2 separate regions of the Homo sapiens genome follow, and region 2 is linked to region 1. Evidence: read pairs that join two places in POLR2A ChIA-PET (ENCODE). Cell type or tissue: PC-3. All regions are shown on one strand. Links, peaks and the distances in the headings refer to the core of each region. The heading gives the core; the rest is flanking DNA.

Region 1 (16,807 bases), core at 3,861-11,860:
TAATAGAATGTCTAGAATAAGATTAGTAGTAGTCCCGCTTTATTCTATGCATCGGACTATTTTGTTCTGATTATCGCAGTCTGAGAGTGATAAGCTTCAAGCACATCCAGAAGAAAATGGCTAAAGTTTTTCACATAACAAAGCTACAAAAAGAAGCCTATAAGGAGTCATAATAGCTGTCTCCTGATATTTGATGGGCAACCCTTTGGAAGGAAGGTTAGAATGAGACTGTGAAGCTCCAGAAGGTAAAGTGACAACCAATTGTTACATGAAGATGGATTTTGACTCCATATAAAGAATATTTGTCTGGTCCTTAAAGCTGTCTAAAAAATGAAATAGACTGTGCTGGGAGTTAAGTAGTGAATTTTCCAGGGTGTTGCCAAACTACCTTAAGGGTATGTGGTAATAGAAGAAATTTATTCATCAGAAAGGGGGTAAAACTAGTTGATGTTTAGATTCAGTCTACTCTTTTTGGTGGTGTGTTTCCTACTTGTTTATACCAATTTACTCTCTGTCGTTTGGCTAAGAGGCAGAGAATGTCTTTGACCATAAATTGATAAACAGGATTCATCTGTATATGTTATTATCAAAACATGCCTGTTACTTTTCCAAGAAGCTTTATTCTTATCTACTCCTAAAATATCTTTATGAAGTTAAAAGGACTTAACATAAGTATTTAGAAGGAAAAATGTTTTTTTTTTCTAGGAAGCATTATTTATATTTGGCACTTTTTTATTAGTGTCAAAAACAAGGTGATCACACTGCAGCTATAAGAAGATAGTGCTATGAAATGAATATGTGCAGATACATCAGAGTAACCAGGTTCATTGGTTTGTTCACTCATTTGTTTTTTACTCATTCATTAATTTATAAATATTTTTTCGGATACCTGGTAAGTGCTGGTCGCTCTGCTAGGTACTAGGAAGTTGATATATACTATAGTTTCTCTGACCATTTACCTAAAAATCTGTTAATAGGCTCCATTTCTTCTAATCATCCAAGAAACATTTTTTTAATTTTTAATTTTTGTTGGTACATAGTAGTTCTGTATATTTATAGAGTACATGAGATATTTTGATACAGATACACAATGTGTAATAATCACATCAGGGTAATCATGCTTGAGGGTATGGATACCCCATCTTTTAGTTATTTTAAAATGTACAAAAAATTATTGTAAACTATACTCACCCTGTTGTGCTATTTAGCCCTATATTTTATTAATTCTATCTAATTATATTTTTGTAGCCACTAACTATCCCACCCTCCCTCCATCCCGCTACACTCCCCAGCCTCTGGTCACCATCATTCTACTCTCTATTTCCATGAGTTCAATTATTTTAATTTTTAGCTCCCACAAACAACTGATAACATGCGAAGTTTGTATTTCTGCGTCTGGCTTACTTCACTTAACATAATGACCACCAGTTCCATTTATGTTGTCACAAATGACAGGATCTCATTCTTTTTTATGGCTGAATATTACTCCGTTTTGTGTATATACCACATTTTCTTTGTCCATTCATGTGTTGATGGACACTTAGGGTGCTTCCAAATCTCGGCTGTTGTGACTAGGTCTCCAATAAATATGGGAGTGCAGATATCTCTTTGATTTACTGATGTCCTTTTTGTGGATGTATACCTAGCAGTGGGATTGCCAGATCATATTGTAACTCTATTTTTAGTGGTTTTAGGACCCTCCAAACTGTTCTCCATAGTGGTGGTAATAATTTACATTCTGTCAACAGTGTATGAGGGTTCTCTAGTAAACAATTATTACTTTGTTTTTTGTGATGTAACCTCTAAAGACAAGTATAAAAGAAACACTGGAAAATACTGATTTTTAACGCTGTATGCTAGCTATTCTAACAACTATATGTTAATAACTTAATATATAACTGTTAGTATATATAATAACAGCTGTATTATAACTATTAGGTATCCATAAAAATATCATGCCTTTATGTACTTTAATATTAATATTGCTTTGAAACTGAATGCTGAGGTAGAATTTGTTTTTTCAGGTTTCTGTTTACTGTTAAGAGTTTTCTATATTTTCTTCCTTTTCCTTTTTTGGACTGTTGTTAATTTCCATATTGCTTTTTGAAAGGAGAAATAAGATATTGTTAAGGGGCCCAAAAATATACACTAACCACTGTTTTTTTCAAGAAAAAAAAGCCATTTTTTTCTCTTAGATAAATATTTTTTAGCTGGTTTTAATTTTAATGTGCATCATTGCTAGGTAGGCAAGAATGATCTTGAAAAAGAAAGCTTTTGTAATATTAAGCCAACAAAGACATTGCCTGCAGGATAAATGAATAGTTGAACATATTCACTGGTTACATGGTCAAGTTTTATCTTTAACTTATTTTAATATAAGATGGTTACTATGTTTCATATTAAGAGTGTACCCTTTTAACAGTACCTTATAAATAATTCTTAAGCCCAGGTAGGGTGAGTTAGAAGTATCTAGTTTTACAATTAGAAATATGAAATGAGAAATCAGTGCTCCTTTGTATGACTAAGCTCAAGCAGGATTTAAGGCAGGGAGGGGTCACCACTGATTGATCTTCAAATCTTACCATGTCTAAGACTGTTGCTGCTGCCATTTGTCTTTCTCTGGTTTTCTAGGATTCTTTGGCAAAATGTTAGCTCCTTTTCATCAATCTTCCCATCTGCAACTGATGATTTTCTCTAGCATTTCCCATAATCATCTCAAGATTGCAGAGAAATAGAAGAGATATTTCTACACTCATGTTTATAGCAGTGTTAGACACAATAACCAAAAGGTGGAAGCAACCCAAATGTCATCAGTAGATGAATGAATAAACAAAATGTGGTGTATAAATATAATTGAATATTCAGCTTTTAAAAGGAAAAACATTCTGACACATATACAACACGATGACCTTGAGGATGTTATGCTAAGTGAAATAAGCCAGTCACAAAAAGACTAATAATGTATGATTCCATTTATATGTGGTACCTAGACTGCTTAGCAGATTAAGGGATCTTCAGGATTTGGAGTATAAGACACACTCGGCCGGGCATGGTTGCTCACACCTGTAATCCCAGCACTTTGGGAGGCTGAGGTGGGCAGATCATAAGGTCAAGAGATCGAGACCATCTTGGCCAACATGGTGAAGCCCCATCTCTATTAAAAATATAAAAATTAGCTGGGCGTGGTTGGCACGCACCTGTAGTCCCAGCTACTCGGGAGGCTGAGACAGGAGAATTGCTTGAACCTGGGAGGCAGAGGTTGCAGTGAGCCGAGATCACGCCACTACTCCAGTCTGGCAACAGAGCGAGACTCCATCTCAAAAACAACAACAACAACAACAACAACAACAACAAAAAGAACACACTCACAATAGGATATAACTAAGTCATCTACTCCACATGTCCAAAACTGGGAACTTAGGATCTTTTTCTCACACATTTATCCTTGCTCCTTCCATCCCAAGTTAGAAATATGGATGTCAACCCATACTGCTTTTTTCCCCCCTCTGAATACTATTGGAGACCAAGCCCTGCTGATTTTATATTCTTTTTTTTTTTTTTTCTTTTGAGACGGAGTCTCTCTCTGTCACCCAGGCTGGATGGAGTGCAGTGGCGCAATCTCAGCTCACTGCAAGCTCCGCCTCCTGGGTTCATGCCATTCTCCTGCCTCAGCCTTCCGAGTAGCTGGGACTACAGGCGCCCGCCACCACGCCTGGCTAATTTTTTGTATTTTTAGTAGAGACGAGGTTTCACCGTGTTAACCAGGATGGACTCGATCTCCTGACCTCGTGATCCGCCCGCCTTGGCCTCCCAATGTGCTGGGATTACAGGCATGAGCCACCGCGCCCGGCCTATATTCTTCATTTTTAAAAAATCTGCCTTCTCTACATTACTGGTACAATTTATTCATTCAAGGAGTACTTAATTATATAGTATTCCAGATGGTGTCAGTTCTGTGAAAAAAGAAAAAGTAGGGTGGGATGGGAGTTTGGGAGTGTGGGAGGTGGGGAGAGAGTTGCAATTTTAAAAATGGTGGTAATGGTGGTCCAGGCTTGGTGCAGTGGTTCATGCCTGTAATCCCAGCACTTTGGGAGGCCGAGGTGGGAGGATCGCTTGAGCCCAGGAGCTCAAGTCCAGCCTGGGGAACAAAGTGAGACCCGGCCTCTACACAAAATTAAAAAATTAGCTGGGTGTAATGGTGTGCCCCTTTGGTCCCAGCTACGTGGGAGCCCGAGGCAGGAAGATTATTTGAGACCAGGAGGTCGAGGCTGCAGTGAGCCAAGATCATGACACTGCACTCCAGCCTGTGTTGACAGAGTGAGATTCTTTCTCAAAAAATAACAACAATAATAAATAAATAAATAAATAAATAAATAAATAAATAAATAAAAGATGTTCCATAACGGTGAAATCTCAGCAAAACCTGAAGGAAGTAAGCCATGAGAATATTTGGAAAAAAGGCTTGCCAGATAGAGAGAACAGTCAGTGCAAAGGCTGCAAGATGAGAGCATGCTTGGTGAGTTCAAGGAACTCCAAGGAAGCCAATAGATCTGAAGTGGAGAGAGCAGGAGGAAGAGCCATGGGAAATGAGGTCTTAGAGGTAACAATGGTCTGCTTATGTAGGGGTTTTGTGAGGCACTGAATGGATGGATGCATTGGGCAGAGAAGAGACACCTAATTTATATTTTTAAGAGATCACTGGCTGCTGGTTGATACTAGGTTGTATGAGCAAGGGATGAATTAGACAAGCTAGGAGGTTGTTGGAATATTTCAATCAAGAGAAGGTAGCTTAGACAGAGTGGTCAGTGACAGTGGAGGCAGTGAGCTGTGGATTCTAGAATTTGGAAGATAGAGCCAGCATGAGTTTCTAATAGATTAGATGTAGGATATAAGAGAAAGAGTTAAGATAAATCTACGTTTGTTTGTTTGTTTTTTCCTGTGTAAGTGCATTTTACATCAACTTAGATGGGAAGGAAGGCTGTGGGTAGAACAGGTTTAGAGGGGAAGAACAGGACTTGTTAACTTTGAGATGTATGTTAGGTATCTAAGTGGAGTTATTGAGTAGGAAGTCAGATATATGAGTTCAGAATTTCATTGGAAGTTAATTTGGGAGTTGTATGAAAATACATAGTATTTGAAACAAAAAACTAGATACAATCCCCAAGAGAATGAATAGACAGAGAAAAGGAACAAGAACTTAGCCCAGGGCATTTCAACATTAAGAAATATGGATTCAGGCAAAGTAGGGGAAAAGAGGGAACCAACAAAGGAGACTGAGAAGAAGCAACCAATGAGATAAGGGATGAAATCAAGAGTATAGTATTCTGGAAGCCAAGTGAATGAAGAGTATCAAGGAGGAGAGAGTGATGCATTATTGCCTTAGTTTAGGTCTTAGTCACAGTCACGTCCTAAATTATGACAGTTTACTTTGGTCTTTCGGCCTCTAGCTGCCTCCAACCCCTTCTCTATACCTCATCTTTTTCCTATTGTCTGTGATCAAAATGTTCTTTAAAATGAACACAGATGGTTTTCTTTCTATTTATGCTGTTTGTCATTTGTTGAGATGCTTTTACCTGTTTTTTGATATTTTGTCAAATATGGTAAATTTTTGGCCATTAATTTTTCACGTACTGTCCTGCCCTCTCAGCCTACCCATGGTACTGTATTTACATGTAAGTTCAACCAGTTAATACTGTTCCACAGATCAGCGAATCTTTGCTAATTTTATTTGTCTTTTTTCTTTCTGTGCCTCAGTGTGGATATTATTGTGTGCTTCAAGTTCATTATCTTTCTCGTGCCAAATCTGCTATTAATCCCATTATTAATAGTAATATGGAAATTGTGAATGTGATGCTGATGAATGCAGAACTCTATTGTCTTTCTGTAAAGAATGTTGAGCTTTCTTCTAGGAAGTAGTTTGAGTGAATTGTGGATCAGTACAACCCTTTTGACACTTGTTAGAGTTTGTCCAGAGTTGTTTTTACTCTAGGGCAGTGGCTCTCAAAGTGTGGTACCTGGACCAACAGTATCAATGTCACCTTGGAGTGATGCTTAGCAATCTGTGTTTTAATACATCTCTAAGTTATTGTGATGTACTCTTAACTTTTAACCTTTTACCCCTTTAGAAAATATAAGTGCAGCTTACTGCCAGTGCTTTTTTAACGTTACATAAACATGGGTCTTTGAGGCTGAAGCAAATCTGACTGATTTTCAATGTGGAAATAAAATATAAAAACTGTTCTTAGAGTTATTTTTAAACTGAACTAACATCAGAATCACCTGAATCATCAGAATCGTCTATTTCGGAAAAATTAGATTCAGCCAATAACTGTTTGAGAACTGTGTTAACATCATGTGTAGGAATGCTATGTTTTCTAGGATTTGACATTTTTGGTGATTGAGAATTACTACATTTTGTAAATGGATATATCACTACCAAAAACAGAATGGTACAAATAGAATGATGTATTTTGTTTCCAAAGTTGATATACTAGAGCAATGTGAAAGTAATAATTAAAATGAGATATTACATGGCAAAGTTATCTCAGGGTAAACGCTGCAGCCGCAAGTGCCACTGGTGAGTATTCTCTGGGCAGATGGGAAAAGGATCAAGAACCACTACTCTGGAGCTAGTTCAGCCTTACTACTAGGATGTAACCCTTCTGGAGTCTCTGTGCAGTGCTCTAGATATTCAATGAGGTCTCTCTCCTTTACCTTGTCAAAATGTCTCACAGTCTTATATGAGTACTGGGAATTATTTAGATTAACATTCATGGTACTTTGTTTGTTCTTATGGAATTTACTCTATGTATGTGCAGCTTAATTTTCAGTCATAGTCTCAAGGGGAACCCTGTGTAGATTTCCTGAGCTCTTCTCTGCATAGCTCTTCCTCTTTAGCACTCTGCCCTGAAGAGTCCATCTCTTTCCTCCTCTTTAAACTCTGAACTCTGTCACCCTAACTTAGTAAGACCTCTGTACTCTGCTTGGGGTTATCATTCCTTGTGGTGCATTCCAGAAAGTGCTTCCAGACAGACATCAGGGCGACCTTGTTCATTTTCCTTTTCTCAGGGATCACAGTCTTAACACTAACTTTTGTCTGAGGTGTGACAGTAACTTTTTTGTATATTTTTCCAGTTTTTTCAGTGTTTACAGTAGGACAGATCTGGTACTAGTTATTCTGTTATAGCTGGAAGTCCAGGTACTTATTTTTTATGGTCATGAGGCTACATAGAAGCTCATTATATGAGGAAAATAAATGCTGTACTAATTTCTTCACATGATTTCAGGCAGCACTAGAGTGCTATATGATACATATTAGGCACTGTGCTAGCATAGGAGGATTAAAACCCAAATGGGATAGTGCCTTTGTCTTCAAAGATCTCATGACCTACAAGAGTGGACTGGTATATAAACAACACATTCCAAGTCAGTTTGTGATAAAGGCAGCATGAAATTATATAAAGGCCATAGACTTTGAAATCAGATAGGCTTTGGTTAAATCCCAACTCCATGACTTACTATTGTATTATGCAACCTCTCACATCTTTAGTTTTCCAACTGCAGAATGGAGATAATAGTACGTTATAGGACTTCTGAGAAGGTTAAATTAAAATTCTTTTATAAAGCACTTGACTTGGCATATCATAGAGGTTCATTAAGTATTAGGTTTATTTCCCGTTAGAATACACATAGGATAGAGGAGCAGTTAATTTTTATTATTACTATAGAAATCTTCAGGGAGGAAATGATATTTAAATTGTGCCTTGAAGGTGGAGTAGGGTTTTGATATGTGTTAGATGGGTTCCAAGGACATTCTACTTTTAAGGAACTAAATGAGCAAGGGCTCAAAGGTGTAAAACGTGGGGAAGGCTGTAAATACACTTATGAATGTCAGCATAGTCCAGAACCTTAGGAAAAGCAATTTAGGTCTTAAAAACAAACAAACAAACAAAAAGACAACAAAAAACTAGTAGTAGGAATGTAAAAATGAAGAAAAAAAGAACAAACAGAAAGTCTAACCCCATAGTAAAAGTATACTTCCTTAGGCCATTCCTATTTATTGCCATGACTAATAAATTTGGGAATGCCTGTGGAAAATTCCTGTGGGCTGATCTTTTCTTAACCACTATTCAAGACTGCTTTACGTTGATAGTCTAAGCCGATCATTTCATTAATATTAAACTCCAGAGCTCATTCCCGAGTTTCCAAGAATTTGCTGAATTGCTTTTCTCTGTTATCTGCTTCTTTGGGTAACTTCCATATTTTTCTTTCTTGCCCTGTAAAAATTGATTTCCTAGGTTTTCCAAGTGATTGATAATGTGACAGTACTATAAAGACTTTTCTTAGACTCTGGTATGTTCGCATTTAGTACAAATACTGTCAAGGGTTTTATAAAGTGTATAACTAATATACTTTCTACATATCTTTTACTAGGGAATTCTAAACTTAAGTATTTTATTTCATTGAGGTTAAAATATGTCCTGTTAAGATTTTTTTTCTCTTTTAAATTATTAGTGTTTTGCATTGTTAAAAATCAGCTGGCTTCTTGGATTGAGTTTACTTCACTTTTCCAGTGGGTAACTTTTATCTGACCTTTAGGTCTGTAATTGTTTGGTTTGTTTTCTGAAGCTATGGAATGTTTTGGAAAAAATAAGCCTCATGGAGAAGGGCTATTATCCCTGAAAATGATGAGACCGGAAATGAGAAAAGCAAAAATCAGATATCACCCTTGACCATGTGGATTTCAGTTTTTAAAAAGTCTTTATCCTCTGTCTCTGAGAACCATTATTTGGAAGTCTGTTTCTCTGCCTCTCTGTGATAAGTTCTCACCAAAGATCCTCTTGTGTTTTTATTAGAATTACATCGAATTCATAAATTGGGGAGAATTTATGTATTTATAATATTGAATCTTTTCATTTATGAAAATGGTTTATTTCTCTATTTAGGTATTCTATAATATTATAGACTTTTGTCCTCAAAGATCTTACAAATCATAATTTGGTTAGATTTATTCATGGGTTTTTAATAGTTTTTAAAAAATGGGATCTGTTTTTATTATGTAATCCAATCAGTTCTTGGATCAGAAAATTGATTTTTATATTTAAAGTCCAGCAAAACTGCTTTGCATGCTTATTAAAATGGCTTGCAAACTATCGTATATTTTCTATGGAATCATATATGCAGTAGCAGTTTTTCTTCTATTCCAAACCTCATACTTCTTTATTCTTGAATAGAAGTGTCATAGTGGGATTTTTTCTTATTCCTGATTTCCGGAGACTCCAATATATCATTTTTCATTTTAGAAAGTTTATTTTTCTTGCTATATTGGTGGAAGCTTTTTTCTTAAGTGATGAATCAATGTAAAATTTTATACTTTTTTATTTTGGAAATTTCTAGTTTATTAGGGTCCTCTTTTAATGGACAAGGCAGTAGAGACTCAAAAAGGTAATGGAGTTTATTTATTTATTTATTTATTTGATTTTCAACTTTTAAGCTCAGGGGTGCATGTGCAGGATGTGCAGGTTTGTTGCATAGGCAAATGTATGCCATGGTGGTTTGCTGCATAGATCATCTCATTACCTAGGTATTAAGCCCAGCATCTGTTAGCTATTCTTCCTGATGCTCTCCCTCTTCCCATCCCCCACCATCCAAGGCCCCACTATGTATTGTTCCCCTCCATGTGTCCCTGTGTTCTCATCATCCAGCTCCTACTTACAAGCGAGAACATGTGGCGTTTGGTTTTCTGTTCCTACATTAGTTTGCCGAGGATAATGGCCTCCAGTTCCATCCGTGTCCCTGCAAAGGACATGGTCTCAATTTTTTTATGGCTGCATAGTATTCCATGGTGTATACGTACCACATTTTCTTAATCCAGTCTATCACTGATGGACATTTAGGTTGATTCCATGTCTTTGCTATTGTGTATAGTGGTGCAGTGATCATATGTATGTATGTATCTTTATAACAGAATGATTTATATTCCTTTGGGTATATAAGCAGTAATGGGATTGCTGGGTCAAATGGTATTTCTGCCTCTAGGTCTTTGAGGAATCGCCATACTGTGTTCTACAATGGCTGAACTAATTTACACTCCCACCAACAGTGTAAAAGTGTTCCTTTTTCTCTGCAACCTTGCCAGCATCTGTTGTTTTTTGACTTTTTAATAATAGTCATTCTGACTGATGTGAGCCATTGTGGTTTTGATTTGCATTTCTCCAATGATCAATGATGTGGAGCTTTTTGTTATATATTTGTTAGCTGCATGTATATCTTCTTTTGAGAAGTGTCTGTTCATGTCCTTTGCCTACTTTTTAATGTTTTTTTTTCCTTGTAAATTTGTTTAAGTTCCTTGTAGATGCTGGATGTTAGACCTTTGTCAGACAGATATATTGCAAAAATTTTCTGCCATTCTGTTAGAAACTATAATCAGCTTGATGATAGTTTCTTTTGCTGTGCAGAAGCTCTTCAATTAGATCTCATTTGTCAAGTTTTGCTTTTGTTGCAATTGCTTTTGGCATCTTCATCATGAAATCTTTGCCTGTGCCTATCTGCTGAATGGTATTGCCAAGATTTTCTTCTTGGGTTTTTATAGTCAGGGTTTTACATTTAAGTCTTTAATTAATCTCGAGTTGATTTTTGTATATGGTGTAAGGAAGGAGTCCAGTTTCAATTTTCTGCATGTGGCTAGCCAGTTCTCCCAGCACCACCTATTAAATAGGGACTCCTTTTCCCATTGCTTGTTTTTGTCAGATTTCTTGAAGATCAGATGGTTATAGGTGTGTGGTCTTATTCCTGGGTTCTCTATTCTGTTCCATTGGTCTATATGTCTGTTCTTGTACCAGTACCATGCTGTTTTAGTTACTGTTGCCTTATAATATAGTTTGAAGTCAGGTAGTGTGATGTCTCTAGCTTTGTTCTTTTTGCTTAGGATTGTCTTGGGTATTCAGGCTCTTTTTTGGTTCCATATGAATTTTTAAATAGTGTTTTCTAATTCTGTGAAGGATGTCAATGGTAGTTTAACGGGAACAGCATTGAATCTGTAAATTGCTTTGGACAGTATGGTCATTTACATGATATTGATTCTTCCTATCCATGAGCATGGGATATGTTTCCATTTGTTTGTGTCATCTGTGATTTCTTTGAGCAGTGCTTTATAGTTCTCCTTGAAGAGGTCCTTCACTTCCCTTGTTAGCCTGGGTATTTTATTTTCTTTGTAGCAATTGTGAATGGGAGTTCATTCATGATTTGGCTCTTGGATTGCCTGTTTGTGTATAGGAATACTAGCAATTTTTGCACATTGATTTTTATATCCTGAGACTTTGCTGAAGTTGCTTATCAGCGTAAGAAGCTTTTGGGTTGAGAGGATGGTGTTTTCTAGGTATAGGATCATGCCATTTGCAAACAAAGATAGTTTGACTTCCTCTCTTCCTATTCGAATATCCTTTATTTCTTTCTCTTGCCTGTTTCCCTGGCCAGAACTTCCAGTACTACATTGAATAGGAAAGGTGAGAGAGGGCATCCTTGTCTTGTGGCAGTTTTCAAGGGGAATGCTTCCAGCTTTTGCCCATTCAGTATGATATTGGCTGTGGGTTTGTCATACATGGCTTTTATTATTTTGAGGTATGTTTCTTCAATACCTAGTTTATTGAGAGTTTAAACATGAAAGGATGTTGAATTTTATTGAAGGCCTTTTCTGCATCTGTTGAGATAATCGTGGTTTTTTTCTAGTTCTATTTATGTGATGAATTACATTTATTGATTTGCATATGTTGAACCAACTTTGCATCCCACGGATGAAGCCTACTTGATTGTGGTGGATAAACTTTTTGATGTGCTGCTGGATTGAGTTTGCCAGTAAAATTTTGTAATTTTTAATATCTACTAAGATAAATCATATGGCTTTTTTATCCCATTAATGTGGTAGATTATGTTAATGGCTTTTGTAGTGTTAAATCATCCTTGCATTGCCAAATAAACTATACTTAGTTATTTAAAAAGAATATATTGCTGTAATCCCAGCACTTTGGGAGGCCGAGGTGGGCGGATCACAAGGTCTGGAGATCAAGACCATCCTGGCTGACACGGTGAAACCCTGTCTCTACTAAAAATACAAAAAGAAATTAGCCAGGTGTGGTGGCGGGTGCCTGTAGTCCCAGCTACTCGGGACGCTGAGGCAGGAGAACGGCGTGAACCCGGGAGGTGGAGGTTGCAGTGAGCTGAGATCGCGCCACTGCACTCCAGCCTGGGCAACACAGCAAGACTCCGTCTCAAAAAAAAAAAAAAAAAAAAAAAGAATATATTGGTGGATTTTTTTGTTACTATTTTGTTTAAGAATTCCTTGTAGTTTTTGTTTGTAGTACCGATTTTTCTTTCTAGATTATAGAAGAAGCTCAGCAGCTTTCTTCATTTTCTATTCTCTGGAAAAATTTTTATAACATAGGATTTTCTCATCATGAAGATATGGTAAAACTTATTTCCACATCCTCCATACTTGATGGAGTTTCTAAGTAGGAGGGCTTTTAAAAATAATTTATAAATTGAAATATAATGTATTTATGGGAAAATTGCACAAATGATAAATGTAGCTGTAGCTCAATGAATTTTCACAAACTGAACAATCTCATGTAACCAGAATCCAGATGAAGAAACAAAAAATTACCAATGTCCCAGAAGCCCCCACTGTGTGCCCTTTCAGCCACTGCCTTTTCTGAGGGTGACCACCTACTCCAGTTTCTAAACTGTGTATTTTAGGGGGGTTTGGTTCGTTTTTGAACTGTATACAGATGAAATTATACAGAATGCTTTTTTTTTGGTATATGGCCTTTTTCACTCTGTAGTGTATTTGTGAGATTCATCATGTTGTATTGTGTAGTTGTGGTTCATTCTGTTTGCTGTGCAGTATACTATTTTGTGATTATTCATACAATAGAACATATTACATATTTATGTATCCATTCTACCATTCTACTGTGTGTGTGTGTGTTTTTTTTTTTTTTTTTTTTTTTTTTTGAGACAGTGTCTCTCTCTGTTGCCCAGGCTGGAGTGCAATGGCAGATCTCAGCTCACTGCAACCTCCGCATCCCACGTTCAAACAATTCTCCTGCCTCAGGCTCCTGGGCAGCTGGGATTACAGGTGCATGCCACCACGCCCAGCTAATTTTTGTATTTTTAATTGAGGTGGGGTTTCACCATGTTAGTCAGGCTGATCTCGAACTCCTGACTTCATGATCTGCCTGCCTCGACCTCCCAAAGTGCTGGGATTACAGGCGTGAGCCACCATGCCTGGCCCATTCTACTGATAATGGAGTTTTGCATGCCTTCTAGTTTTAGCCTAGTGTAAATAGGGCTGCTATGGACATTTTGGTGGACTTATTTGCACATTTCTTTCAACCTAGGAGTTGAATTATTGGGTCATCAGTTATGCATGTATTTAGCTTAGTGATGTTGCCAAACAGTTAAGTTGTTGAACTAATTTATATTCTTACCAGCAGTGTTGGAGTACTGGTTGCTGCACATTCTTGTTGGGCTTCGTATTTAACTACTATATTTTAGCTACTCTAGTGGGTATATTGAATAACATGTAGTATGCTGTTAACTTGCCTTTCTTTGATGATTAAGCACATTAAACACTTTTTTCATATACTTATTGGTTATTTGTATAATTTTGGTGAAGTGATGTATTGCTTCTCGACATGCTATAAAGAAATACCTAATACTGGGTAATTTATAAAGAAAAGAAGTTTAACTGGCTTATGGTTCCATAGGCTGTACAGGAAGCATAACGGCTTCTGGGGAGGCCTCAAGAAACTTTGAATCATGGCAAAAGACAAAGGGGAAGCAGGTGCATCTTACATGGCAGGTGGAAGAGAGAGAGGAGGGATGTGCTCTACACTTTTAGCAGGAGGAAGAGAGAGAGGAAGGAGGTGATAACACTTTTAAACAACCAGGTGTCGTGAGAACTCTATGAGGAGAACAGCACCAAAGTGATGGTGCTAAACCATTTATGAAGGATCCACCTCCATGATTCAAACACCTTCCACCAGGCCCCACCTCCAACATTGGGGATTATACTTGAACGTAAGATTTGGGTGGGACACAGATCCAAACCATACCAAGTGCCTACTCAAGTTTTTGTCCATTTGAGTTGTCTGCCTTTTTCTTAATGACATGCAGAAGTTCTTTATATATTATAAATACCAATTCTTTGTTGATTTTATGTACTACAACTAGCTTCTCTATGGGTATATTTTTATTAGTTACTCAGTTTTTAAATAGTTATCCAAACTTTCTATTTCCTTTTGAGATCTTTTTAATAACATTTTTCCAGAAAGTTGTTGATTTATCTTAATTTTTAAACCTACTGATAAAAAGTTGTTTAATCTATTTTTGGTATCCTTTCAATTATTCTAGAAAATTATTAGTTGCTATCGCTTTAAATATTGCATATACAAGTATATATGAGGATGTGTGTGTATTTTTAATATAACTGGTAGCATACTTTACATACTGTTTTGTACCTTATTTTCTTCACTTAATATTTCTTGGAAATCCTTGCATTTCATTATATAAGGAGTGCATCATTTAAAAAATACTTTCATAGTATTTAATAATATTATGTGATAATATATTTACCCAATTTTTTATTGATAGGAATTTGAATTACTGCTAGTCTTTTGCTGTACCAAGCAAAGCTGAAATTAGGATAAATACATAAAGTGGAATTTCTGGTCTTATAAACTCCTGGGCTGATGATAGAGTATTAACTTTTATGTTTATGTTCCATTTTTAATGTTTTAAGTCTTTTAGAAATTGAGATATAAATGACATGCAATAAAATTCACCATTTTAAAGTGTACAGTTCAGTGGTTTTTACTTTATTCATGGAGTTGTGCGATCACTACCAGTATATAACTCCAGAACATTTTCATCATCCCAGAAAAAACCCTTAGTAGTCACTCCAGATTCCTGCTTTCCCCCAGCTCCTGGCACCCTCTAATCTATTAGTTTTCTGTCACTGTGTATTCGTCTATTCTGGACCTTTCATATAAATATAGCTATACAAATGTGATCTTTTGTGCTTGGTTTCTTTTACTTAGTATAATGTTTTCAAGGCTCATCTATATTACAACATGTATTTATGCTTATTTTCTTTTATGTATGGTCAAATAATATTTCAGTGTATGGATATACCACATTTTATTTGATGGTTATTTGACTCAGTTTTACTTTTTGTCTATTATCAATAGTGCTGCTATGAATACTTGTATCTACGTTTTGTTTGGACATGTGCTTTTAATTCTCTTGACTCTATATCTGGGAGTAGAATTGCTGGGTTCTATAGTAATCCTATGTTTAACTATTTGAGGAACTGCCGAACTGTTTTTCTCAGTAGCTGCACCATTAGCACTGTGTGAGGTTCCAATTTCTTCACACTTTTATCAACGCTTTTTATTTTCCTTACAAATTAAAAAAAAAATTATACCTGCTATTCTAACGAGTATGAAGTGGTATATCATGGTTTTGATTTTCATTTTCCTAATGTCTAATGATGTTGAGCAGATTTTCATGTGCTGATTGGATATTTACATCTCTTCTTTGGCAAACTGTCTTTTCAGAGCCTTTGCCTCTTGTTTAATTGGGTAATTTGTCTTTTTATTGTTGAGTTGTAAGAGTTCTTTATAGAGATACTTATATTATGTGTGTTGATAAAGGGCAAATATCTCCATATGAAGTGTTCCTTTATGTTAATGAGAGTAAAAATGCTAACTTCCAAATAGAAAAATGGCCAAATAATACAAAAAGGAATTCACAGGGAAGAAAAACAAGTAGCTAATAGTAAAAAAATAAAGAAAAAGCAAATTACATTACTGAAATAAATGCAAATTGGAATGATGACTTTTTTGCGTATTATATTTTTAAAAATATGATTTTTTTTGTGGGTGAGTATGGGGTGAAACTCTCAGGTAACATAGGAAATGTAAATTGATTACCTTTGTAGAGGATATTTGGCAACATTATAAAATTATATAGAATATGTCTATATAATTTGAATCAGTAGTTTTACTTCTTGGAATTTTTTCTGAGAAAATAATCATTATTTTGCATATAGATTACATACAGTGATACTCATGCCAGTATCATCTTTAATGGCATAAATTTATAATCAGCAAGAGGATGGTTAATTACATATAGTACAATATTTTACCATTGTTAAAATTTATATTTTAAAATATAGACAAATTGATCTTCATATAATGTTAATGTTAAGTGAAAAGTAGTAAGATACAAAGCTGTGTAAAATGTATGATAACAATTCATAAAAAGCAACATTCACCCACACAAAAACCTCCACCACCACACACACACAGAAATAAGAGTGAAAATAAACATTCCATCATATTGACAGTGATTACCTTCGGGCGGTGTAATTAAGGTTGATATTTATTTTCTCCTTTATGTAGTTCTGAATTTCCCAGATTTTTAAGATTAAATATGTATTGCTCTCTAACTAGGGAAAGAAGTAAAATAATTATAAATAAGATAGATTAAATGGATTATTATGGTGCAGTGAGACCTTTTCCCATTGGCCCTGGGATTTTCTTCCTTTGGTTTATGAGTTTAAAGTGTTGACAGTTGTGAACTAGTTTGCTAAGTGATAGGAAGCAGTGTTGAAATGAAATACTTTAAATCCTGAAGATTTATGAGGAAGAAAATACTTGGGCAAATAGTGTCAATGAGTCCTGATACGTATTGCTAACTTGTCACTAGTTCACTTTACATCTGTGTAGTGATAACTTTGTTTTTTCCT
Region 2 (16,807 bases), core at 6,171-14,170, 830 kb after region 1:
GGCAAGGAGACCAGAGGCAGGGCCCTAACCCACGGGCAGCTGCAGCTGGAATATATGAGACAGTGTGTGTGTGCTCACATGTCCACAGCCGAGCTCACCTCCAGACAGTTATGCACCCCTACCGCTCACCCCATCCCACCTCATCCTCACCAAGGCAGGTCTACTCAGTAAGTCAGGCTGAAAACATGAGCCTGGGGAGTTGGGACTTCTTAACTGCCACCCCCACCTGCACCCCATCCAGGATGAAAGAAGCATTATCCAGCAAGGACATGGCCACTGAAAGTGCCACCAAGGACCGGCCAAGGGGAGGGGAAGGGCTCCCTACAGCCCTTCCCCTGCTGGCTGAGTTGAATGGCCAGGGACTTACCCAGGCTGGTACAAAGCCACTGGCCCCAGGGCCATCCCCTTATAACACAGCACTTCCTGGGTGTCAGTGCATGCTGAGTATGTCACGTGTATTTCTTAAACCACTAAGATTTTACCAGTGACTTATCCAAGGTCACCAGGCCAGTGTGTAGAAAATTTGCATTCTGGTGTGAGCCACTCAAAGGTCCACACCCACATTTCTACACATCCCCTAATAAAAGCCAAGGGGCCCACAACGCTCCCCTGTGAACCTCACATGGCTGCCTGTCTAGGGGAAATGAAGGAAATCCCTTCACACGGAGCCCCTGCCCCAGCCGTGCTCCAGTCCCTCTCTTTTCCCCTGCCCTAGCTGACCCCACAGCTAAGCCCACCTTTTGGCATTCAGGGTGCACCTCCTGCCCCAGGGAACTCCCAGATGAGCTGGAGGGAACAGTCTGCACTGGGGCTCTGGGTGGAAGGGAAGAGGATGGGGGCTAACCAGGTCCTGGGCACATAGGGCCTCATGTGGGAAGGAAAATGCTCCCTCAGAGGGTCAGATGCTCTCAACCAGTTCCCACCCCCTGCTGCTGTCACAGAGAACTTCCTTGGCAGAGAGGGGAGAGAGCAAGCTAGATCTTGCTCCAGGTGTCTTGGCTGACCTGAAAACCCCAGGGCGCCCTGAGGGAAAGAAAGCCAGGGAAGGGATGCATGGGAAGCTGGGTGATTATTGCCCTCTATTCCAGGGTTGGGGGTGGGGACCACCTGTCCAGGGAGCATAGCCTAGCTGAGGGGCAGGAATGGGCCCCTGCCTGTCCCAGGGTCAGCCCAGGGTCAGATGGGGCCAACTATAGTCCCCACGGCCAGGACATGGCTGCTGAGAGGCCCGGTGACCACAGCTGTGTTCTCTGGGCTCTGGTTGAAGCACTTTGCATGCATTAATCCTAAAGCCGATCTTTACAGCCTCCCTGAAAGGAAGGTGCATGAGGTCCCTGTTTTACAGATGAAGAAACTAAGGCTCACAGATTGGAGAAATGTGCCCATAGCTAGGTGGCCAGGAAACAGTACAGTCAGGATTCACATCCTTCTGATTCCAAAGGCTTTGCCCTTGACAACTGCTTAGAGCTTTTCTGCTGGCTGTGCCTAGCACCAGGCTGGCACCTCAGATGTTCAGGTATTCACTGGGATGAGGGAGGGAGTGGACAGGTAAGGGGATATGTGAGAGGATATGGGGATGAGTGGGAGGGCAAGTGAGTGTATAAGCGCGCATGGGTGAGTGAGTGGTTGAGCAGTCAGTGGACATGCAGACTAGTAAATGAATGTTGCGGTGGTTAAAGGGTTGACCTAGAGAGAGGAGCAATCGCTGCTCTGTCAAATGGCCTCTGGGAGTGAAGAGGGAATGGGGCTTTTGAGAAATTGGGTGGCCCACTGGGATCTGGCTTACCATGAATAATAGCCCCCAGGTGGTCTCCCCCCCTGGAAAGAACCCTACCCAGAAAGGGACTCTGGAGGCCACAGGGCTTCTGCTTGCCAGGCACACACACATTCCATGACCAAGTAATGGGCTGGCCAGGTCAATCATCTACAGGGCTTTGGGAGCTCCATTGCTTAAGAGGAACCTGGGCCACGTATCGATCTGCCCACCCCTGCTGGGAGGAAAAGAAGAAAAAGAGATCCATTGGTTCTGCCCAAGGTGGAGGTGGGGGTGGGTGGCCAAGAGGCCCCAACTGCTGTCCTGGAAAGGCAAGTAGGCCTGGCCAGGGCAGAACTCCTTTGCACTGGCTGTTGGGCCCTGGGGGTCACTGCCCGGGCCCTGTTTGCCCAAGGGGGTGGGTGCAAGGTGGTGCGGATGTGACTCAGCAAGGGGTCACTGCCATGGACAGGGAAGGCCAATGGGGTAAGGGGCAGGCTGGACTGGACCCAGGAGTCAGGATAACTTGGCAAAAAGGGGCTGTGGATCTTGGGGCTGCAGGCAGGGAAACATAGGGATCTATAGCCCACCAACACCTTCCATGAGGCACAAGGGGAAAGTAACTGGACCAAGTCAAGGGCAACTCCATGAGTTAAAGGGCACACAGGGGAACTCTCCCATCCAGCCCTCAGCCAGCTCTCCAAGGAAGACTGGAGTAAGCCAGGGGCAGGTGCTGGCCAGCGTGCTTCTGGAGAACAAGTCCCAGATGCTGCTCAACTTGGGGTCAGAGGAAGCCAAGAGGGGACCCCAGAGCCATGCCTGGTCAGGCACAGCCCCTCCCCAGCAGTGAGTTTGTACCCACTGCCCACTTCGGGAGTGGGGGCTTGTCATGACATACAGTGAGCTAACAGAGGGTATGAAGGGCCTCCTGGAGGGGGTGGGGTGCACAGGAAACTGCTCAACACCTTGGTGCCCTCCCCTGTGCACTCAGGTCTTGCATGAGCTGCCTGTCCTGGAGGAATCCTTGAAGGGGACAGACAGCACCATCCTCCCTCACCTTTCTGCACAGAGTCCCAGGAACCTGAGCAGGGCAAATGTTTTCACCACCCTGTTCTGAGAACAAATTGAGCAGGCCTATTAGCCCCATATTCCCACATGTGGTCCTGGAGACTACGCTCCATCCTGGAAAATGCCATAGAGGTCACTTTGGGCATGCGGCACAGCGGCTGTCCGAGGGGGTGTGTTTAGGGCTGGACACCTTCCGGTCCAGCACAGGCCATGAGGAGCAGGCGAGTGCCCTCTAGTGGCCTCTCCCGGCACGGGTTGCATAGAGCCCCACTTCCCAAAGACAGCTCGCCTAGGAGCACAGGGACAATCCCAGTCTCCTTCCTACAGGGTCTGGAAGCGTTGTGCAACTAACCCTCAATTTTTTCAAAAGAAAAAAGGAAGTGATAGATCTACATCAGAAGGTCATTGCAAGATGGAAGAACAACATATACAGCCCTTTAGCATGGCTTTCTTCAAATATTAGTGATGACAACACCAACAAGAGTAAAAGTTATCTTAATCCTCACAATGACCCATGAGGTAGGTGTTACTATTTCTAGTTCACAAATGAAAAAGGGGTGGCCAGGCACGGTGGCTCACGCCTGTAATCCCAGCACTTTGGGAGGCCGAGGCGGGTGCATCACTTGAGGCCAGGAGTTTGAGATCAGCCTGGTCAACATGGTGAAACCCCGTCTCTGCTAAAAACACAAAAATTAGCCAGGCATGCTGGCAGGCGCCTGTAATCTCAGCTACTTGGGAGGCTGAGGCATGAGAATAGCTTGAACCCACGAGCCAGAGGTTGCAGTGAGCCGAGATTGCACCGCTGCACTCCAGCCTGGGCAACAAAGCAAGACTCTGCCTCAAATAAAAACAAAATAAAACAAACAAAAAATACAAATGAAAAAGATACAGAACTTGGGTTTTTCAACTCAGCTGTGATGGCAAACTTGTGCTGGTGTTTAGGCACTCGACTTTAACTGCTCAGATTTTAACAAGAGGCTATTTCCAACCAAAAGCGTAGCTTTTTCTCTCCTGTCTCCTGCTCCCAAGAGAGACTGCACTGTTGAGGAGAAAGCAGGGAAATGGCTCTTCCTCCTCTCTGTGGTAAAAAGGATCAATGATAAACTTTTCCTTATCTTGTTATACTTTACAAAGGCCTTTCACCTGTGTTATCTTATTTGCACGTCACACCAGCCCTGTGAGGGAGGAAGTATTAGCCCCATCCAATATGTAACTCCAAAGGTAGCTGTCCACTTAACTTCCAGCCCTGCAGCTACACAAGCCCCATGGGACCAAACCCAAATGAAGTCTCAATAAATTTAAAAAGATAACTGTCATATAAAGTATCTCCTTGGACCACAACAGGATGAAGTTAAAAAATCAATAACAGAAATATAACTGAAGGCCGGTCGTGGTGGCTCACGCCTGTAATCCCAGCAATTTGGGAGGCCTCGGAGGTGGGCAGATCACTTGAGCCCAGAATTCGAGAACAGCCTGGGCAACATGCTGAAACCCCATCTCTACAAAATAATAATAATAATAATAATAATAATAATAAATAAAAAATAGCCAGGCATGGTGGCGCACACCTGTAGTCCCAGCTACTCTTAGAGGCTGAGGTGGGAAGATCATCTGAGCCTGGGAAGGTTGGGGCTGCAGTGAGCTGTGATCACACCACTGCACTCCAGTCTGGGCGACAGAGTGAGACCCTGTCTACAAAAAAAGAAAAGAAAAGGAAATACAACTGGAAAATTCACAAATTTGTGAAAAAACAATGCACTCTTAACCAATGGATCAAAGAAGACATCACAAAGGAAACCAGAAAATACCTAGAAATAAAAGAAAATGAAAACACAACAAAGCAAAATGTATGAGATACAACAAAAGCAGCGCTAAGGAGAAAATTTATAGCTATAAGTAACACAACATAGCAAAATGTATGACATACAATAAAAGCAGTGCTAAGGTGGAAATTTATAGCTGTAAGTGTTTACATTAAAAAACAAGAAAGATTTCAAATCAACAACCTAACTTTACAACTTGAGGAAGTATAAAGAGAAAACCAAACAACCCAATATTTAAATAAATTTAAAAAGATAACTGTCATATAAAGTATCTCCTCGGACCACAACAGGATGAAGTTAAAAATCAATAACAGAAATATAACTGGAGGCCAGTCGTGGTAGTCAAAATAAATATTAGCAACAAATGAAACTGAGAATAGAAACACAATAGAAAAGGCTGGGCACAGTTATTCATGCCTGTAATCCCAGCACTCTGGGAGGCCAAGGCAGGCAGATCACTTGAGCTCAGGAGTTCAAGACCAGCATGGGCAACATGGCAAAACCCCACCTCTACCAAAAATACAAAAAATTAGCTGGGCATGGCGGTGTGTGCCTGTAGTCCCAGCTACTCAGGAGGCTGAAATGGGCGGATCGCTTGAGCCTGGGAAGCAGAAGTTGCAGGGAGCCAAGATCATGCCACTGCACCCCAGCCTGGGCAACAGAGCAAGACCCCATTTCAGAAAAAGAAAAAGAAAAACAATAGAGATAAACCAGCGAAACAAAAAGTTTGTTTTTTGAAATGATCAACAAAATTGAAAAACCTTTAGCTAGATGGACTAATAAAAGAGAGAGAGAAGCCTCAAATTACTGAAATCAGAAATGAAAGTGGGGACATTTGGCCGGGCGCGGTGGCTCACTCCTGTAATCCCAGCACTTTGGGAGGCCAAGGCGGGTGTTATCACCTGATGTCAGGAGTTCGAGACCAGCCTGGCCAATATGGTGAAACCCTGTCTCTACTAAAAAAGTACAAAAATTAGCCAGGCGTGGTGGCACATGCCTGTAATGCCCAGCTACTCAGGAGGCTGAGGCAGGAGAATCTCTTGAACCTGGTAGGCGGAGGTTGCAGTGAGCCAAGATCGCGCCATTGCACTCCAGCCTGAGTGACAAGAGTGAGACTCCGTCTCACAAAAAGAAAAAAAAAAAAAGAAAGAAAGTGGGGACGTTTATTTCCAATTCTATGGAAATAAAAAGGATTCTGAGAGTACTATGAACAATTGTACACCAACAAATTGGATAGCCTAGGTGAAATAGACATATTCATAAAACCTACCAAGACTAAATCAAGAAGAAATTGAAAATCTGAATAGATCTATAACTAGTAAAGAGATTGACTCAGTAATCAAAACCTTCCAATAAAGAAAAGCTCTAGACTTGATGGATTCACTGGTGAATCCTATCAAATATCTAAAGAACTAACACCTATTTTTTTCAAACGTTTTTAAAAATTAAAAAGGAGGGGTTGGGCAAAGTGGCTCATACCTGTAATCTCAGCACTTTGGGAAACCAAGACAGGCAGATTGCTTGAGAGTTTGAGACCAGCCTGGGAAACACAGTGAGACCTTGTCCCTACAAGAAATACAAAAATTAGTCAAGCATCATGGTGCACACCTGTGGTCCCAGCTACTCTGGAGGCTGAGGCGAGAGAATCATTTGAGCCCAGGAAGTTGAGGCTGCAGTTAGCCATGATCATGCTGTGCACTCCAGCCTAGGCAACAGAGCGAGACCCTATCTAAAAAAAAAAAAAAAAAAAAAAAGGAGAAAACACTTCCTAATTCATTCTATGAGGCCAGTATTACCCTGAAAGCAATGCCAGACAGACATGCCAAGAAAACAATAGACCAATATCCCTTAAGAACATTGATGCAAGAACCTCAACAAAATACTGGCAAGCCAAATTCAGCAGCATATTAAAAGGATTACATACATGACCAAGTGAAATTTATTCCCAGAATTCAAGGATGGATCAACATACAAAAAATGATCAATATAATGTACCACATTAACAGACAAAAGGGAAAAATGATAATCTCAACTGATGCAAAAAAAGCATTTGTCAAAATTCAATACCGTTTCATGATAAAAACACTCAACAAATTAGGAATAGAATTCTAAATGTTCAACAACAGATGAATGGATAAAGAAAATGTGGTATATATACACAATGGAATACTTTTTAGCTATTTAAAAAAGAATGAAATTCTGTCATTCTTGGCAACATGGGTGGAACTGGAGGACATTATATTAAGTGAAATAAGCCAGGAATGGAACACTGCATGTCTCATTCATATGTGGAAGTGAAAAATAAAAGTTGACCTCATAGAAAAAGTAGAACAGAGGATACTGGAGGCTGAGAAGGGTAAGGGGAAGAGAGAGTTAGAGAGAAATTTGTTAGAAGATATAATATTATAGCTAGATAGGAGGAATAAGTTCTGTGTTCTGTACCACTGTAGGATGACTATAGTTAAAAATAAAATATATAGTTTCAAATAGCTAGAAGGAGGATACTGACTGTTCCCAATATAAGAAATGATCAGTGTTTGAGATGAGGGATATGCTAGTTACCTTGATCTGATCACTACATATTATATGTATAATCAAATCAGTAGGTAACCCATGAGTATGCACAATTATTATCTGTTGATTTTTAAAAAATAAAAGTTTTTTTAAAAAATAAAAGGAAATTACTTCAACATTAAAAAGCTGTATACAAAAAACTCACTGCAAATATACTCAATGGTGAAAAGTTGAAAGCTTTCCCTCTATGATCAGGAACAAGGAAAGGATGCCTGCTTTCACCACTTCTATTCCACATAGTACTGGAAGTTCTCACTACAGCAAGTCAATCTACAGATTCAATGCAAGCCCTATCAAATCCCAATGACTTTTTTTTTTGCAGAAAAGAAAAACTCATCCTAAAATTTATATTGAATTTCATGGTTCCCTAAGTAGCCAAAATGATCTTGAAAAAGAAGAACAAAGCTGGCCGGGCACGGTGGCTCACACCTGTAATCCCAGCACTTTGGGAGGCCGAGGTGGGTGGATCACGAGGTCAGGAGATCGAGACCATCCTGGCTAACACGGTGAAACCCCGTCTCTACTAAAAATACAAAAAATTAGCCGGGCCTGGTGGCGGGCGCCTGTAGTCCCAGCTACTTGGGAGGCTGAGGCAGAAGAATGGCGTGAACCCGGGAGGCGGAGCTTGCAGTGAGCCAAGATCGCGCCCCTGTGCTCCAGCCTGGGCGACAGAGAGACTCTGTCTCAAAAAAAAAGAAAAAGAAAAAGAACGAAGCTAAAGGACTCACTTTTCCTGATTTCAAAACAAAGCTACAGTATTCAAAACAATGTGGAACTGGCATAAAGACAGACATATAAACCAATGAAGTAGAAGACAGAGCCCAGAAACAAACCCTCACATATATGGTCAAATGATTTTTTTCCTTTACACATTTTATTTTATTTTAAGGTATGTTTATTTTTTATTGATACATAATAGATGTACATATTTTCAGGGTACATGTAATAATTTAATACATTCATATCATGTGTAAATATCAAATCAGGATAATTGAGATATCTGTCCCTTGAATATCTGTCTTTTCTTTATACTGGAAACATTCAAGTTATTCCCTTCTAGCTATTTTGAAATACATAATAGGTTATTGCAAACTATTGTCACCCTACAGATCTATAGAACAATAGATCTTACTTTTTCTGACTGTATATTTGTACCCATTAATCAACCTCTCTTCATCCCCTCACTCCCCTCTCCTTCCCAGCCTCTGAAAACCACAAATTTACTCTCTGTCTTCAAGAGATCCAAGTTTTTAGCTCCCACATATGAGTGAGAACATGCAATATTTGTCTTTCTGCACTTGGCTTATTTCACTTAACATGGTGACATCCACTTGCATCCATGTTGCTACAAATGACATAATTTTATTTTATTATGGTTGAATAATACTTCATTGGGTATATATACCACATCTTCTCTATCTATTCATCCATTGATGGACACTTAGGTTGATTCCATTTTTTGGCTATTGTGAATAGTGCTGTGATAAATACAGGAGTGCAGATATCTCTTTGATATATTGATTTCTTTTCTTTTGGATATATACCCAGTAGTGGATTGCTGGATCAAATGGTGGTTCTCTTTTTAGTTTTTTGTGCTAAAAATAGCTCAAAAAGTGCTATTGATAGTGGTTGTACTAATTTACATTCCCACCAACAGTCTATGAGGGTTCCCCTTTCTCCATATCCTCAGCAGCATCCCTTTTTGATAAAAGCCATTTTAAGTGGAGTGAGATGATCTCACTGTTGTTTTGATTTGTATTTCTTTTTTCTTTTTCTTTTTCTTTTTCTTTTCTTTTTTTTTTTTTTTTTGAGACAGAGTCTTGCTCTGTCACCCAGGCTGGAGTGCAGTGGCACGATCTCGGCTCACCGCAACCTCCGCCTCCCGGGTTCATGCCATTCTCCTGCCTCAGCCTCCCGAGTAGCTGGTACTACAGGCGCCCGCCACCACGCCCAACTAATTTTTTGTGTTTTTAGTAGAGACGGGGTTTCACTGTGTTAGCCAGGATGGTCTCGATCTCCTGACCTCGTTGATCCGCTCACCTTGGCCTCCCAAAGTGCTGGGATTACAGGCGTGAGCCACCTCGCCCAGGCTTGATTTGTATTTCTTTGATGATTAGTGATGTGGAGCATTTTTTCATACACCATTTGTGTGTCTTCTTTTGAGAAATGTCTGTTCAGATGTTTTGCCCATTTTTAAATCAGATTTTTTTTTTGCTATTAAGTTGTTTGAACTCCTTATATATTCAGTTATTAATCCCTTGTTGGATGAGTAGTTTGCAAATATTTTCTCTCATTCTGGGGGTTACCTCTTTACTTTGTTGATTGTTTCTTTTGCTGTGCAGAAGCTTTTTAGCTAGCTGTAATCCTCTTTGTCTATTTTTGCTTTTATTGCCCGTGCTTTTGAGTCTTACACAAAAAATCTTTGTCCTGGAGTGTTTCCCAATGTTTTCTTCTAGTAGTTTCATAGTTTCAGGTCATAGACTTAAGTAATTAATCCATTTTTATATATGGTAAGAAATAGGGGTCTAGTTTTATTATTTTGCATATGGTTATCCAGTTTCCCCAGCACCATTTATTGAAAAGACTCTTCTTTCTCCAGTGTATATTCATGGCATCTTCATTGAAAATTAGTTGGCTATAAATGAATGGATTTTATATCTGAGTTCTCTGTTGTGTTCCCATTGATCTGTGTATCTGTTTTATGGCAGTACCATGCTGATTTGGTTATTACAACCTTGTAGTATATTTTGAAATCACATAATGGGATGTGATGCCACCAGCTTTGTGCTTTTTGCTCAGTATTGCTTTGGCTATTTGGGGTCTTTTGTGGTTCCATATAAATTTTAGGGTTTTTTTTTTTCCTATTACTGTGAATAATATCATTAGTATTTTGAAAGGGCTTGTGTTCAAGCTATAAATTGCTTTGGGTAATATTGCCATTTTAACAATGTTAATTCTTCCAATCCATGAGCAGGGACTATCTTTTCCTTTTTCGTATGTCGTCTTCAATTTCCTTTGTCAAAATTTTATGGTTTTCCTTGTATAGATCTTTCACGTCTTTGGTTAAATTGATTCCTAGGGGCCAGGCACGGTGGCTCATGCTTTTAATCCCAGCACTTTGGGAGGCTGAGGTGTGTGGATCACGAGGTCAGGAGTTTGAGACCAGCCTGGCCAATATGGTGAAACTGCATCTCTACTAAAAATACAAACAACAACAAAAAATTAGCCGGGCATGGTGGCATGTGCCTGTAGTCCCAGCTACTCAGGAGGCTGAGGCAGAAGAATCGCTTGAACCTGGGAGGCTTGCAGTGAGCCAAGATTGAGCCACTGCACTCCAGCCTGGGTGACAGAGCAAGACTCTGTCTCAAAAGAAAAAAAAAAAAATTGATTCCTCGGTATTTTATATTCTTTGTAGCTATTATAAATGGCATTGCTTTCTTGATTTCTTTTGCAGATTGTTTGCTGTTGATGTATGTAAATGCTGATTTTTGTACATTGATTTTGCAACTTTACTGAATTCGTTTATCAGTTCTAACAGTTTTTTGGTGGAATCTATAGATTTTTCTAAGTATAAAATTATGTCATCTGTGAACAAAGCTAATGTGATTTCTTTCATTCCAATTGGATGCCCTTTATTTCTTTCTCTTTCCTACTTGCTCCGGCCAGTACTTCCAATATTATGTTGATTAAAAGGTTGAGAGTGGGCATTCTCGTCATGTTTCACATCTTAAAGAAAAGGCTTTCCATTTTTCCCTGTTCAGTATGATGTTAGCTGACAGTTTGTCAGATATGGCCTGTATTATTTTGAGATATGCTCCTTCTCTACCCAATTTGTTGAGAGTTTTCATCATAAAGGGATGTTGAATTTTATTGAATACTTTTTCAGCCTTGATTGAAATGGTCTTATGGTTCTGTTAATGTGATGTATCACATTTATTGATTTGCAAATGTTGAACCATCCTTATGTCTCTAGGATGAATCCCACTTGGTCATGGCAAATGGTTTTTTTTTGAGACAGAGCCTCACTCTGTCCCCAGGCTGGAGTGCAGTGGCACAATCTCGGCTCACTGCAACCTCTGCGTCCCAGATTCAAGCGATTCTCCTGCCTCAGCCTCCCGAGTAGCTGGGACTACAGGCATGTGCCACTATGCCTAGTTAATTTTTGTATTTGTAGTAGAGATGGGGTTTCACCATGTTGGCCAGGATGGTCTCGATCTCCTGACCTCATGACCCGCCTCCCTCAGCCTCCCAAAATGCTGGGATTACAGGCGTGAGCCACTGTGCCCAGCCGCCAAATGGTCTTTTTAATGTGTTATTGAATTCAGTTTGCTAGTATTTTGTTGAGGGGTTTTGCATCTATTTTTATCAGTGATATTAGCCTGTTGTTTCTTTTCTTGTCATGTCCTTGTCTAGTTTTGGTATCAGGGTAATGACGACCTTGTAGAACAAGTTTGGAAGTATTCCCTATTCTTCAGTTTTATTGAAGAGTTTGCATGGAATTGGTATTAATTCTTGTTTAAATGTTTGGTAGAATTCAGCAGTGAAGGTATCATGTCCTGGGCTTTTCTTGATGGGAGACTCTTTGTTACAGCTTCAATTTCATTAGTCATTATTGGCTTGTTCAGGTTTTCTATTTTCTTCATAGTTCAGTCTTGATATTCATATGAACAATATTCATAGTTCAGTCTTGATAAGTGTATATGTTCAGGAATTTATCCATTTCTTCTAGGTTTTCCAGTTTGTTGGCATGTAGTTGTTTATAATAGTCTCTAATGATTCTTTGAACTTCTGTAGTCTCACTTATGTCTCCTTTTCAGTTTCTGATCTTGTTTACTTGGGTCTTTTCTCTTTTTTTCTTAGATAGTCTAGCTAAATGTTTGTTGATTTTATTTTTTCAAAAGAACCAACTTTTTGTTTCATTGATCTTCTGTATTTTTTAAATCTCAATTTCATTTATTTCTGCTCTAATCTTTAGTATTTATTTCCTTCTACTAATTTAGGGTTTGGTTTGTTATTGCTTTTCTAGTTTCCTGAGGTGCATCATTAGGTTATTTATTTGAAATCTTTCTGCTTTTTTGATATAGTTGTTTGTTGTATAAACTTCCTTCTTAGTATTGCCTTTGATGTATCCCCCAGATTATGGTATATTTCCTTTTAATTTGTTTTGAGAGACTTTTTACATTTTTTTTCTTAATTTATTCATTGTCCCATTCATCATTCAGGAGCATGTTGCTTAGTTTCCATGTATTTGTGTAGTTTCTGAGGTTCTTCTTGTTATTGATTTCTTGTTTTATTCCATTGTAGCCAGAAAGGATACTTGATATTATTTCTTCTTTTCTGAATTTGTTGAGACTTGTTTTGTGGCCTAAGACATGGTCTACTCTGGAGAATGTTCCATATGCTGATGAAAAGAATGTGTATTCTGCAGCAGTTGGGTGAAATATTCTGTAAATATTAGTTAGGTCTACTTTGTCTAGTGTGTAGTTTAATGTTTCTTTATTGATATTCTGCATGGATGTTCTGTGCATTACTGAGAGTAGAGTGTTGACATTCCCTACTATTATTATATTGTAGTCTATCTCTCCCTTTAGATAGATTTATGTTTGATTTATATATTTGGGAGCTCTAACGTTAGGTGCATAGATATTTATAATTGTTGTATCATCTTGCTGAATCGACCCCTTTATCATCATATAGTGACCTTCTTTGTCTCTTTTTACAGTCTTTGACTTGTAGTCTATTTTATCTGGTATAAACATATCTACTTCCCTTTTTTGGTTTCCAGTTGCGTACTATATCTTATTTTAACTGGACACACTTCCAGTCTATGTGTATCTTTTTTTTTTTTTTTTTTTTTTAGACAGAGTCTTGCTCTGTCAGCCAGGCTGCAGTGACATAATCTCGGCTCACTGAAATCTATGCCTCCCAGGCTCAAGCAATTCCCCTGCCTCAGCCTCCCGAGTAGCTGGGATTACGGGCATGTGCCACCATGCCTGGCTAATTTTTGTGTTTTTAGTAGAGACGGGGTCACCATGTTGGCCAGGCTGGTCTCGAACTCCTGACCTCAGGTAATCCGCCCACCTTGGCCTCCCAAAGTGCTGGGATTACAGGTATGAGCCACCGTGCCCAGCCCAGTCTATGTGTATCTCAAAAAAAAAAAAAAAAAAAAAAAGGTATCATTCTGTCTTCTAAGCTGGAGTGCAGTGATACGATCATAGCTCACAGCAGCCTCAATCTCCTGGGCTCTATGTGTGTCTTTATAGGTGAAATGGGTTTTTTTGTAGGCAACATATAGTTGGGTCTTGTTTCTTTATCCATTTAGCCATTCTATGCCTTTTAATTGGAGAATTTAATTCATTTACATTCAGTGTTATTTTGATAAGTAAGAACTTACCACTACCATTTTGTTGCTTGTTTTTTGGTTGTTTTGTAACTCCTCTCTTCCTTTCTCTCTTTCTTACTGTCTTCCTTTGTGGTTAAGTGGTTTTCTCTGGCAGTATGTTTTAATTCATTGCTTTTTATTTGCAGTGACTCTATTATAGGTTTTTGCATTGTGGTTACTATGAGGCTTACAGAAAACATCTTATAAATATAACAAGTCATTTTACAGAGGTGGCAACTTATCACAAAGTTCTAGATCACAAAGAAAATAATAGAAACAAAAATGAAAAAAATTCTACACTTGAACTCCATCCTCCTCACATTTTGTCTTTTTATTGTCTCAATTTACATATTTTTATACTGCCTATCTCTTAGTAGGCTGCTGTAGCTATATTGTTTTTGATAGATTTGCTCTTTAGGTTTCATACTAGAGTTATGCATGAATTGCACACCACATTTACAATATTAGAATATTCTGGGTTTGTCCATGTATTTAATTTTACCAGTGGATTTTATACCTTCAAGTGTTTTCTTTTTGCATGTTCGTGGGGTGGTTTTTTTCCTTCTGGTTGAAGAACTCTCTTTAGCATTCCTTGTAAGATGAGTCTGGTGGTGGTGAATTCTCTGCTTTTGTTTGTCTGAAAAAGATTACATCTCTCCTTAATATTTGAAGGACAACTTTGCTGGATACAGTATTCCTGGATGGCAGGGTTATTTTGTTTTGTTTTGTTTTTTCCAGCACTTTGAAAATGTCATCCTACTCCCTCCTGGCCAATGTGGTTTCCATTGAGCAGTCTATTGCCAGACAAACTGATGCTCCTTTATATGTTATTTGCTTTTCTCTTGCTGCTTTTAGGATCCTTTATTTATCTTAGACTTTTGAGAGAAAATTATTTTATGCCTTGGGGTGCTCTTATTTCGGTAGAATCTGTTTGATGTTCTCTGACCTTCCTGTACTGGATATTCATATATTTCTCAAGTTTTGGAAAGTTTTCTGGTATTATTTCTTTGAATAGAGTTTCTGCCCCTTGCTGTTGTACATATCCCTCTTGAATACCAATAATTCTTAGATTTGGTGTTTAGAGGTAATTTTCTATATCTTGTAGATAATTTTCATTCCTTTTCATTCTTCTTTTTTCTCCTATGGCCATATTTTTTATTAGCCTGTCTTCAAGCTCACTAATTATTTCCTCCACTTAACCCATTCTGCTGTTAAGAGCCTCTAGTGCATTTTTCTGTTTGGCAAATGTATTTCTCAGTTCCAAGATTTCTGTTTGTTTGATTTTTTAATTATTATTTCAATCTCTTTGTTAAATTTTTCTTGGCTGGGCACAGTGGCTCATGCCTGTAATCCCAGCACTTTGGGAGGCTGAGGTGGGTGGATCGCCTGAGGTCAGGAATTCAAGACCAGCCTGACCAATGTGGAGAAACCCTGTCTCTACTAAAAATACAAAAATTAGTCTGACATGGTGGCAGGCACCTGTAATCCCAGCTACTCGGAGGCTGAGGCAGGAAAATCACTTGAACCTGGGAGGCGGAGGTTGCAGTGAGCCGAGATCACGCCACTGCACTCTGGCCTGGGCAAAAGACTGAAACTCCATCTCAAAAACAAAACAAAACAAAAGTCTCAAACATTTCTGAATTGATTTTATGTGTTATCTTGGCGATCACTGTTTCCTTAAAACTGCTGTTTTGAACAATTGGTCAAGGGGTTCATGTATCACTGTCTCATTAGAGTCAGTCACTGGTTCCTTGCTTTGTCCATTACAGAAGGTCATGGTTCCCTGTTTGCTGTTGTTTCTTCTGGATGTCTCCTCTGTTTTTGCACTGAAGGATCAGTTATTTACTCTAGTCTTCTAGGTTGGAAGAGTTTGGAGGGCTCAGAAGAAGACAGGATGATGAGGGAAAATTTGGAGCTTTTTAGATACTGAGTAAATGGTTGTGACCAAAATACTGAGAGATATAGCCAGTGAAGGCCAGGCTGATGAGGTTCAGATGGAAATGAGTAAGTTACTGAGAACTGGATTAAAGTCACTTGTGTTATGCCCTAGCATAGAACTTGGCTGCATTGTGTTCATGTCCTTATAATCTATGGAAGTTTGAACATAAGAGTAATGACCTAGGGTATCAGATGCAAGAAATTTTTAAGCAGCAAAGCATTCAAGAAGTGGCATGTAGCCAGGCATGGTAGCTCACATCTGTAATCCCAGCACTTTGGGAGGCCAAGGCTGAAGTATTGCTTGAGCCCAGGAGTTCAGCCTGCGTAAACAGTGAGACACCGTCTCTACAAAAGATTTAAAAATCAGCCAGACATGGCAGTGCATGCCTGTGGTCCCAGCCACTCAGGAGACTGAGTGAGACAGGAGGATCAATTGAGCCTGGGAGGTCAAGGCTGCAGTGAGCCATGATCATTCCACTGCACTCCAGCCTGGGTGACAGAGCGAGACTCTGTCTCAAAAAAAAAAATTTTTTTAGGAAAAAATAAATATAGGAGTGATGTGGCTGCTTCCAACAGTCTAAATCAGATGCAGGAGAAAAGGAATGACTTAAAGTTGGAACTTATATTTAAAAGGGAAGCAGAGCATGGAAGTTTGGAAAATTTGCAAACTGGCCCTGTGGCAGATAAATAAAAATCATTTTCAGGCAAGAAATATAAGCAGGCTGCAGAGCAAGCACTTGCTAAACAGATTGGCACAACTAAAAGGGAGCCAAGTGCTAATATCTAAGACAATGGGGAAAAGGCCTTGAAGGTATTTCAGAAATCTTGGAGAAACCCTCTCCTATTATAGACCCAGAAGCCTAGGAGGAAAGAATGGTTTTAGGGGGCAGGCCCAGAATGCAGCTGCTCTGCTCTGCCTCAGGAGGCTGCTCCCCGCATTCCAGTTACTTCAGCTCCAGCCTCAACTCACAGGAGCCCAGGTACAGCTTGGGCTACCACTCCAGAGGGTGCAAGCTATAAGCTTTGGTGCTTCCACATGGTGTTAAGCCTGCAGGCTCACAGAGTGCAAAAGTAAAGGAGGCTGCCAGCTTCCTGCTGGATTTCAAAGGATGTTCCAGAAAGCCTGAGTGTCCAGGCAAAAGCCTCCTGCAGGGGCAGAGCCCTTATGGAGAACCTCTACTAGGGCAGCACCAAGGGGAAAGGTGGGGTTGGAGCCCCACACAGAGTCCCTACCAGGGCACTGGCTAGTGGAGCTGTGAGAAGGGGTCT

The links. Peaks named below come from ENCODE experiments on the same cell type or tissue, not always from the same donor. Only the 100,000 strongest peaks of a DNase experiment are listed, where the experiment ranks them.
Region 2: POLR2A ChIA-PET joins it to region 1 with 6 read pairs; 2 of 35 experiments call an interaction of 5 or more read pairs at or near these places.

The regions. Positions count from the first base shown.
Region 1 is chr14:67,992,065-68,008,871 of GRCh38, forward strand. The region is part of intron 7 of RAD51B (RAD51 paralog B); the gene reads left to right. Among named protein-coding and RNA genes, the nearest start is that of RAD51B, 180 kb to the left of the region's middle. In PC-3, for the core only: no CTCF peak of the experiment used is centred there; a DNase peak (open chromatin) is centred at 8,107; H3K4me3 peaks cover 1,048 bases; H3K27ac peaks cover 1,421 bases.
Region 2 is chr14:68,821,981-68,838,787 of GRCh38, forward strand. No RefSeq gene overlaps it. Among named protein-coding and RNA genes, the nearest start is that of ZFP36L1, 37 kb to the left of the region's middle. RefSeq lists enhancers at 560-619, 1,200-1,299, 2,736-2,935, 2,932-3,226, 3,106-3,155. In PC-3, for the core only: no CTCF peak of the experiment used is centred there; no DNase peak of the experiment used is centred there.